Regions from separate parts of the Homo sapiens genome. Here region 2 is linked to region 1. Evidence: chromatin loops called from intact Hi-C (ENCODE). Cell type or tissue: Calu3. All regions are shown on one strand. Each heading gives the region's core, and the rest is flanking DNA. Links, peaks and the distances in the headings are about the cores only. Region 1 overlaps GNG12-AS1 (GNG12, DIRAS3 and WLS antisense RNA 1). Region 2 has its middle 89 kb from the start of WLS.

Evidence for each region. Peaks named below come from ENCODE experiments on the same cell type or tissue, not always from the same donor. Only the 100,000 strongest peaks of a DNase experiment are listed, where the experiment ranks them.
Region 2: a loop joins it to region 1, with 4 times the contacts of the local background. A loop is called at or near these places in 3 of 110 quality-filtered maps.

Annotation. Positions count from the first base shown.
Region 1 is chr1:67,850,895-67,856,277 of GRCh38, forward strand. The region is part of intron 1 of GNG12-AS1 (GNG12, DIRAS3 and WLS antisense RNA 1); the gene reads left to right. Among named protein-coding and RNA genes, the nearest start is that of GNG12, 20 kb to the left of the region's middle. In Calu3, for the core only: a CTCF peak has its summit at 2,911 (motif pointing right); a DNase peak (open chromatin) is centred at 2,927.
Region 2 is chr1:68,318,837-68,324,219 of GRCh38, forward strand. No RefSeq gene overlaps it. Among named protein-coding and RNA genes, the nearest start is that of WLS, 89 kb to the left of the region's middle. In Calu3, for the core only: a CTCF peak has its summit at 2,465 (motif pointing left); a DNase peak (open chromatin) is centred at 2,445.

The DNA.
Region 1 (5,383 bases), core at 69-5,068:
CCTCCTTGATAATCCTTCCTCCCAACTGCATTGACATAGATGGAGTCTTTCTGCTATTGACTGGTCTGATTGGACAGGCAAGCCATGAAGATGGAGAGGGAGGAAGCTCCTGAATGGAATGTGGCTGCCGGAAAATCAGCCCCCTCCTAATACACTGCAATGAATTAAATTACTCTCTATTTAGTAGCTTTTCCTCATCTATTGGAACATGTACAATTGCTATCTGCTATGATCATGTATTCCCAGCCTTTCAGGTGGGATAGGTCCAAGCACTCATTTTGTTTGGAGCTTCACACAGTATGAATATAGCACAGATTTACCTAGGGAAGAAGTTGACTTGATGCTAGTGCCTGTGATTCAGCCACAGGGAATATTTATACAGCAAAGCCAGCCAGCTGTCCCCACTGTATTTATCTTCTTCCCCCTTTCCTACTAGCTCAGGCCACCAGATACTTCACTTTCTTTTATCAAAGTCTAAAATATTTGGGTGCTTTAAAAATAGGTTTTCAGAAATGTTACCAATTAACACTATATATATATATATATATATATATATTTTGTGACAGGGTCTGCTCTGTCACCCAGGCTCAAGTGCAGTGGCACAATCATGGCTCACTGGTGCCTTGACCTCCCTGGGCTGAAGTGATCCTCCCGTCTCAGTCTCTCGAGTAGCTGGGACCACAGGTGCATGCCACCACACCTGGAAAATTTTTTTTTTTTTTTGTAGAGACAAGATCTCCCTGTGTTGCCCAGGCTGGTGTCAAACTCCTGGGCACAAGGATCCTCTTGCCTTGGCCTCCCAATGTGCTGGGATTACAGGCATGAGCCACCGTGTCTGACCTAATTAATACTATTATTATCTAATCACATTGATTTTCAGTGGGGGCTTTCTATTTCATGTGGGGGCTTGCGAGGGGAGGGTAATAAGGGTATGGTGAGAAATGGATAGGAAATGTACCTTTATCGTAGAGGGAAGGAAACAGTTTTTTTGGTCTTTCACCTGTATTGCGAGTAGCAAAACATGTTCATGTTTTCAGTCTATGTGAGAGATTGCTAAGCGAGCAGGGTGTTAAAATGTGGTCATGTGGAAAGCAGGTTGTCATTCTTCCTCACACGTGCACAGCGTAGCTCAGTTTATAAGGCACACTATTTCATTGGCCTTTTATGTAAATTTTATATTGTAGGCAGGGTTGTTTCCTACATTTTTCTTCAACTGATGCTCAGAAATATCAGGCAACTTGGCTCATTCAACAAATTTCTACTGAGAGCATACTATTAATATGTGCAAGGCAGTGTTGTAAGTTGTGAAGGAAATCCCTGCCCTCATGCATTTTCTGTTTTAGTGGGGCGCACACACATAGATAAAATATATAATATACCAGATAGTGATGAGTGGCATGGAGAAAATAAAACGGGAACTGGAAAGGGGATTATGTGTGAGTGTGTGTTTGGAGGTGGTATTGTTGCTAATTTAAATATAGTGGTGAGGGAGTGCCTGATTGAGATGATGGTATTTTGGTAAAGACCTGAAGAAGGTGAGAGAGGAAGCTCTGTGGATAGCTTGATGAAAGAGAATTCTGGGAACAGGCAAGGACAGCTGCAAAAACCTAGAGGAAGAAACATGCTAGAGCAGAGCAAATGAATGAGACAGCCAGGAAATAAGATGGAGAGGTTAGGAGGAAGATTGAGGTCTTCGGGGCCATCATGAGATTTTGAGGAGGGGTACATGATCTGATCTAGATATCTAAGCATCACTCAAGGCATTGTGTTGAAGTTAGAATATAGAGGGCAAGGGTAGAAGCAGGGAGATCAATTAGGAGGCTATGACACTAGTCCGGGAGAGATGAGGATGGCTTGGATCAGCGGGACAGTGGTGGAGGTGTGAGAGGTGATTATATCTCGAGCCAACAGGGATTGCTAGTGGATTAGCTGAGAGAGGTGAGAGAAAGACAGGAGCGAAAGATAACACCAAGGTTTCTGGAAGGATGGAGTTGCTGTTTCCTGAATGAGAAGACTATGGGTCAGGCAGGTTTGGCAGAGGTAAGTGGAGGAAGAGATTTAGACATAAGTTTGAACTTTAAGTTAGACATCTCCATGGAGATGTTGAGACTTCAGTTGGATACACGAGTCTGGGGTTCAGTGTAGGGGTTCTGGCTGGATAAATAAAGTTGGCCATCTTCAGTATGCCGATATTTAAAACCTTGAGATTGGAGGCACTCACCAAGGGAGCAAGTACAGATAAAGTGGGAGTCTGAGGCCTGAGCCCTGGGGCCCTCCAGGACTTAAGGGTGGGGAAATGAAGGCAGGATGCATCAAAGAGAAGGAACAACTGGCGAAGGAGGAGAAACCATGAGGACATGATTTCCCCAGAGCTGCATGAAGAGAGTGTTTCACAGAGAGGGAGTGATCAACTGTGTCAAAAGCTGTTGATGTTTTATGTAAAATGAGGACTGAAAATGAGCAACTGGATTTAGCCAAGTAGCCCCAGTTATTCTATCCCGTAGCAGTCTTTTCTTCATTGACAGTATCTGGATTTTTCCCTCCCTCCCTCCCTCTCTCTTTTCTTCCTTCCCTTCCCTTCCCTTCCCTTCCTTCTCTCTTTCTCTCTTTATCTCTCTTTTTGTTTCTCATTTGCCTCTTTCACTGGATAGTAACAGTAACCCCTATAAGAACGGGGACCATGACTGTTGGGGGTATAGTGGCTGGCACATATTAGGAGTATGTTATGCAATTTATCTCTTTTGGTTTCTGTTTTGACCACATATTGTCCATTTCCCTTTCTCACCTTCCTAATGTTCCAAATCACTTTGGGGAATTTCCTCTCTTCTGTTGTGTGTGGTCTTGATGGGATGGCAAATTCTGTGTTTGCCTCCTACTGTGGAAGCCAAAGCAAGCAGATGCTGCCCCAGACCCCTACACCAGGGGGCAGGCTGCGTCCATCAGAGGCTCCTGAGTTATCCATGGACAAGAGAATGAGTTGAATCCCAGCATCTCTGTCCTCACCAGAGAGCCCTCCTGGTGAGAGCTGTTGCCATGGTTTCCATTTCCCAGGCCTTGGTGCTCCCCTGCTTCCTGCCATCACCAAGCCTGCTGCTCCAGCCCCTGTTTCTCTGAGCTCCCAGTATCCTTCCAGTAAATCCTCTTTCGCTTATGTTAACCAGAGCCAGTTACTATTCCTTTCAACTTAAAAAGTTCCCAACACCTAAGCACTCAATACACAATACTCAATACACATTTGCTGAATGAATGAAAAAGTATGGTTTTCATTTCATGAATGGCGAGTCTGAAGTTCAGAGAGGCTTACCACATGTCTAAGACCACATACCTTCCATCAATTCTTCTATGCTCCCTTTTCACATTCTCAGATCTCTGAAATCAGGATGCTTTTTACAATTGGCAGTGTCTTACAATCAAGTGGAAGTATTTTTCTGTTTTTAGTGGTATATAAAATAATGTATCTTATATTAGCTTAGATTCAATGAAATATGGTAGTCAGTATTGAAGTCAAAATTGAAACATATTTCAAAAGTCTGTACATCTTCGCTTTTCAAGGAGTTTATTATCTAGTTGGAGAAAAAAATAAGTAGGAAAACTCCACAAATCTTTCTCAAATACAGAGTAGGGTTTCATGAACACTGAGTGGAGGCCCTCACTAAAGCTGCAGGGGTACATGACTCTGAAGGGCTGAGTGGAGGAGCCACAGCGTGGGCATTTATGTTGATCTCAGCAAGAAAGATTTGGATGGATGGAAATATGAGAAGAATGGAGAGGAGGGAGGACTAGGTTCTAGACGATGGCAACCCTGCCGACTCTTAAATGCAGGTCTGAGCCACAAGGCTGAGTTTGGTGGAGATGGTTGCTTGGTGTCTCCCCTCTGACTCTTTCCCTTCTCCTTCTCCATGGTAAATTATTCTTCCAATTCTCCCTGTGTTCACCATTATAACTGTTTTCTGCTGCAATCTTTTTCTGGAAAGTTCCCCCCTTCCTACCTCCTGCCCATTCCTCCCAATCAGTTCAGCTCTTGTGTGTGCTGGACAGAAATCCCTCTTGGCAGCCTAGGCAACATAGCAAGACCCCCAACTCTATATATTTTTTTAAATTAGCCAGCATGATAATGCACACCTATAGTCTTATCTACTCTGGAGGCTGAGGTGGGAGGATCACTTGAGCCCAGAAGTTAAAGGCTGCAGTGAGCTATGATGGCACCACTGCATTCTAGCCTGGGTGACGGAGCAAGACCCTGTCTCAAAACAAGCAAACAAATAAAAAAGAAATTACTCTGGGATCCAGAAATAAGGGAAAATGTATTTCAGGGGGAGGAACAGCAATAAGCATGGAGGTGCAATGCATGATGTATGTGAGGAAGAGTGCCTGAATACCATGAAAGGGTAGGCTGGGAAGAGGGGTTTACTCATTCATTCAGGGAATGTTTGAGTATACACCAGGTACTGCTCTAGGCACTGGGGATAGAGTAGTGAAATAAAAATTATGTTTCTACCTTACAAGGCTTACATTCTAATAAGAGGAGATAAGCCATAAGCAAATAAATGTTTAAATACATATGTATATACACCTATGGAAAAAATGTCAGATGGTATAAAAGCAAAGAAGAAAAATGTGAAAAGGGTTAAAGAAGCAAGAGAGTTGGGGTGCGAGCTGCTCATTCAAATAGAAGGGCCAGGAAAGTCTTTTTTGTTAAGATAACATGTCAACAGGGAACTGAAAAAGTGAGTCAGAGTCTTTTGAATCTTCCGGTGGAAAGTGTTCCAGGGCGAGGGCACAGGAGATGCAAGGGTCTGGATGGGGGGTTGTGTTTGGCAGGTTTAAGGAATAGTATGTCTACCGTGGAGTGAGTGGGGACAACAGAGTGGCAAATGCATATGTGGTGGGGAGGTTAGCCAGGCCAGAACAGGTAGGCCTTGTTAGCATTGCAAGGATTTAAATTTTATTCCAAGAGGATGCAAAGCCTGTGGAGAAATTTGAGTGAAAGAAAAGGAATGAGAGATAGATGGGGCCTAATCCTTGTGAAGCTGCAATGCTGTCCCAAATAGTTTGAATCCGATTCTCCTATGTTCCCAGAATTTTCATTTCTGAATCATTTAAATTGAGCAGGAAATCTGTTCTAATGAATAAATATGTTTTGTTTTTTTTTTTTTTGAACACGGAGAGGCCTCCGCTTAGAACAGATGTAATGAAGTCATAGTTTGTTTTGACAGAAAGAGGCTATGGAAGGTTACACTTCCTCCACTCTGCCTTTGGTTGTCAAGGAGATACCCCTGGAAGCCTCTTCTTTTGTAGCTAAATGTCACTGTATAGCACTTAGATTTTTCATGTTCTCCTTTTATTATGTTATTGTAAAGTTCTCTGTGTAATTTTGCTCAGG
Region 2 (5,383 bases), core at 130-5,129, 470 kb after region 1:
ACACCCAGCTAATTTTGTATTTTTAGTAGAGACGGGGTTTCACCATGTTGGTCAAGCTGGTCTCGAACTCCCGACCTCAGGTGATCCACCCGCCTCGGCCTCCCAAAATGCTGGGATTACAGGTGTGAGCCACCATGCCCAGCTGCCAATCTCATTTATTTTTAACAGACATTTGCATTTTTAGTTGATGAGATGATAACAAGCGTCTACCAGAGAAGTGCCTGCTGTCCATGGGTTAATGAATTGGATTATTACAGCAGTGGAGGTGGGTCTCTTTCTTTAGGAAATAGTTGATCAATTTTCTTTGGCTTTCATAATCTTAAATTTAGATCAAGTCAGAGAAATGACAATATATAGCCTTTTGCTTTTAGGATAACAGTATTTTTCAATACACATAGACTTGTTTTGCAATAAATATTCTTTTTTTCTGATCTAAGTGCCACCATTTATCTCCTGTTCTTCTTTATATTTTGTATACACAAAGCCTAAATTGGGTTTGATAGTAGGAATTAAGGAGTTCCATATGAATGGATTTTCCAGACAAAGGAAGCTTACCTACATTATTGAAATTTAACAATTTTAGAAGGAAATCTTTCTAGGCTGTATCACCTACTTATCCATCACCTTTAAAAGAGTCTTGATATCTTCCCTTTAATAGAGAGCTGAGAACAGAGATTTGAAGCCAGACCGCTTTTGTTTAAGACCTGGTTCTGACTCTTACCAGCTGTGTGACCTCAGGCACGTTACTGTCTTGGTTTCCTCATTTGTAAAATAAGAATATTAGTATATTCTTCTTAAAGTAGTTGTGAAGATTGAAAGATAATATATATAAGGCACTTAAGACAGTGTCTGGTATATAATAATTACTAAGTATATATTAGCTCAAGGAGTCACAGTCTACAATGTGAGAGGGGGGTTGGCAGAAGTAAGATATTAATTAATGGAATATACAAGTGCATTTACCAACTTGTGATAAGTGATAGAAAAGGAAAGTACTAAGTGCTATTAGAGTGTTAACAGGGGAACCAGATTTAGCCTGGCATTGTGTTATAGAATTCTTTACATTTTAGTTTTTCCTACTGATGTGTGAATTTTTTGAAAGCAAGAAGCATGTCTTAATCTTCCTTATGTAACTGTCAGTAAGCACAGTCTCTGGCGCATAGCAGGGGCTCGAGACTACTTTGGAAGGAGAGATTAAAGGAAAGAAAGAAAAAATTCTACAGGCATCACCCGGAGAATATAAAGATATTCCAGGCAAGTATTCTGCAGGGGGTAGAGAATTATGCTCCTTGGTGACCCTGCCACCTGCAGAGGTGCAGTACCTCCCGCACAGGGGTCAGCATCCCAGTGATTCCTGGCATCTGCAGCTTAATGAGGATGTATCCATTTATGCATTAAGGTTCATTTCCCTTGTTCAAAGCAGTCCCTCAGGTCTTCCCGGAGGACTGGTTTGCTTATTTTATACAGGATTCTTAGAATACTGCTGACATGTTTGATAATCAGAGAGTCTTGGGAAGGGGGTTGCTTATCTTGGGGAAAGTCAGCGAGCTATGTTTGAAGGCAGGTTTTCTTCCTCTCTTGAGAGAGTTGAGCAGTTTGAAAATAGGCTGCCTTCAGCCTTGCTTGGAATCTGGAGTGAAAGAGAAATACAGGGATGCAGCACTGAAGGAGCCCTGCTGTTCTCCTGGCCTGAGGGCTGAATTGATTCCACAGGTAACCTAGCATGAGCCTTCCACTTCATATGGGAGAAAAGGGAGGAGCAGATGGCCAGGTGCCTTGCCCCAGGTCACACAGTGGCAAAGCCTGAAGCCCTCAGACTTGCACGCTCCCAGCTGACACCCTATACAACACATGGGGAATGGGAAATTGGAATCGACTTTAAAAAAAAAAATCTATGAATCAAAAGCCGGGTTTGTTGGGGCATACCTGTAGTCCTAGCTACTCAGGAGGCTGAGCTGGAGGATCACTTGAGCCCAGGAGTTCAAAGCTAGCCTGGGCAATATAATGAGACCCTATCTCTAAAATAATAATAATAATAATAAAATCTATGAATAAGTTAGGAAAGACAAGGAAGAGACTGACTTGTGCGAACCTCCAATTTTAAATTGTGTTAGCTTAGAAGAAAGACTATTTTTTAAAAATGTAATCAAAATAGTTGATGAGAACAACAGTAATACCAGAAAACACTTATATGTTATTTGTTATTTGCTTGGCATCATTCTGAGAGTTTTATATGTATAAATTCATTTAACTTCCATAACACTTCCTGGCCTAGATTTTATTAATTTTACACGTGAGGAAAACTGAGACATGGGAGCTTAAGCAACTTGCCCAAGGTCACACATTTAGTCGGTTGGAGAGTTAGAATGAAGATTTAGTTAAATATTTGCAGGAGCTGCGGAGTGTGCTGGCTAGCTGTCTTGCTGCTGCCACGGCTCTGCCCTCTGGCGGCTCACCCTGGCCCATGGATGAGGATGTCTGGCTAAGCCCAGGGCTTAATGGCCCTCTCCTGCTTTACAGAAGAACCCTGGAGTCGGGGCTCCTTGACATAAAACTGGTTTGTGTCCATAGGTTTATGACATTACTTTTTTATGTTGTCAGTGGGGCAGTGTCCTGGTAATTGCTGTCATTGTTCTATATTTGTCCCTGTATAGTCACTGGCTGAGAGCTTTCTTAAACTGAAACTCTAGAGCACTGAAGGATTTTAGATTTTTCTAGATACAAAATAGAATTTCAGGGGCATAGTGAATTTTGGGATCTGTCTTCAGCTTTCTTTATATCAGTGGAAATCCACCCCAGATATTAGAAATAAGGACCAGAAAAAAATTAATTAACTGTGATGGAGGAATCTAGTCATTGGACCAATTTGCTTTAAGAAACAAAAGAATTATGAAAAACTCAGAAATTTTTTTTTTTTTTTTTTTAGACAGGGTCTTTGTCACCTGGGCTGGAATGCAGTGGTGCAATCATGGCTGACTGAAGCCTCTACCTCCCCTGGCTCAGAGGATCCTCTCACCTCAGCCTCCTGAGTAGCTGGGACCACAGGCACGCACTACCACACCCAGCTAATTTTTAAGAAATATTTTTGCTGGGCATGGTGGCTCATGCCTGCAATCCCAGCACTTTGGGAGGCCGAGGTGGGCGGATCACCTGAGGTCGGGAGTTTGAGACCAGCCTGACCAACATGGAGAAACCTCATCTCTGCTAAAAATACAAAATCAGCCAGGCATGGTGGCACATGCTGAGGCTGGAGGCTGAGGCAGGAGAACCACTTGAACCTGGGAGGTGGAGGTTGCAGTGAGCCAAGATCGCGCCATTGCACTCCAGCCTGGGCAATAAGAGCGAAACTCTGTCTCAAAACAAAAAACAAACAACAACAACAAAAAAAAGCCAACATATTTTCGTAGAGATTACAGGCATGATCCACCACAACTGACTCAGAATTGTTTACAAGCCCTCAAGTTTGGAAAATCATCTGCAGATGTTAAGATATGTCCAGATAAGAAAACATCCAAATTGAACTGAGAGCACAAGGAACTACCCTGGACAGAATAAAAGTGAAAACTAGGTGAAAAAAAAATTAAAGAAAGGCAAGGGCATTACTGAATACTTACTATGTGCTAATCTTTGCCAAGGTACACTTCTCTGTCCCTTTAATGTGGTCCCATTCTCACTCGTTTCCCATTCTCAGATCTCACCTCAAAGCTTTGCTAAGAGAAGCAGTTAGGATCAACAAGAGAGTCTTGTTTCATTTCAGGAGCTCCACTAAGAAGGCTCCTGGAGTCGAACTTGTCCCAGGCTCAGAGGAAAGGGACGGTCAGACTCTATCCTTAACTAGGACCCAGGGGAGAAGACAGAAAAGAAAAAGAAAGTATGGAGGAAACAGAGAAGGTAAATTCTGTGTGGACTCAAAGGCAGCCTGTTGAGAACAGCAGCTGAACTGTTTTTAGCATCCTCTGGATTCCAAATGTGTCTGTGACCCAGCTACAAGAAAACTGGGCTCTTCCTGGTAATGGTTGATATCTGTATGCCCTTCCAGATCTCCGCTGCATAAAGGCAAAACTCCATCTAGTCCAACTGTCAGGATAGCCCTCTGTGCTAATTACACAAATAAGCAGGCTGAGATCTAGATAGCTTACCAAAACTCAAACAGCTAGTATAAGGCAGAATGAGGCCTAAAACCCAGGTCTGGTGTTTTGAAACCAAAACACTTTTCATTACTTCAGGTGCTGGTTAAATATCCAGCCCAGCACACAAATGCCCTCGTGAGTTAGGATACTTGTGTGTGTGTCTGAGTTCTCCATCCCTTTTCTGCCCCTCAGTTCCTCCTCCCAGGGGCACAGAGCCCTGATGTTGCCCTGGAGAAGGCCTTGCAACATCTGGAAGTCCAGGGAGAGTGAAGTGACTGCTGTGCCAGGTTGAGTCAGTGGAGGAACGCAGGCGTGTCAGCGGGTTCCCAGGGGCGCTTTTCATCACCGAGGCACTCAGTAACAGGCTATCAATACCATTCCGAAATAGAAAGCATCAAACGGCCCAGGCTGTGGCTTTGAGTCGCCACCGAGGTGGCCAGCACAGGAAGCATTAGCACGTCTTGCTTTTCTAGGAATAAAAGAACCGCAACTGTGTCCTTGAGTGTGTTAAACAATGTTAACTAGAGGGAAGGGTCAGGAGAGAGGTATGTGTGGTGGTTTATGGGCAGGAGATGAGAGAAACCACATGGCTCATTTGCCCGGCACTAATGGATCTGAAGCCAGGAGCCGGAGGCCAAGGGCACTGCTGTCTTGAAATGAGAAGAACTGAGAACAAGGGAAGTCCATTAGTGTCATGTTTGTGTTTCTCCTCCTCTGAAGCTGGATTCCAAGCTCACAGGGAGAAACGACCAACAGTTTTCATCCTCAAGAGCTTTTTCCCGTTAGTGTCAAATTATGCCAGTATGGAAAAGGCAAAAAAACAGCAGTATAAATGGAGGCATTTGGAAGCGTACTAGGAAGCCTCTCTCCTCTGCCCAGGGCAAAGCTCAGATGCCTTAGGAAGATGATTAAGTTGATATTTGGGGCAGGGGTTGCTCCTTCGCCCTTGACACGTGGATTTTCAGCAAGAGATCACCTTACTTACACAGGGTCTGAATCAAGTCCTGCTAACTAAAAAGTCAACCAAAGGCATCCAATTCACAATGTGACCTATTAATCAAGATCATCATGTACCTTAGCTCTGAGCCATCACTAATTTCACCAAAACAAAATTGTTTTGATCTATAGAAATAAAAAATAACATCTTTAAAATAATAACATCTAATATGTACAAGCACTTACTTTGGGCCAGGCATTAAGTGCTTTACAAGTTCTAACCCATTTAACTCTTACAGTGATGCAAAGAGGTAGAA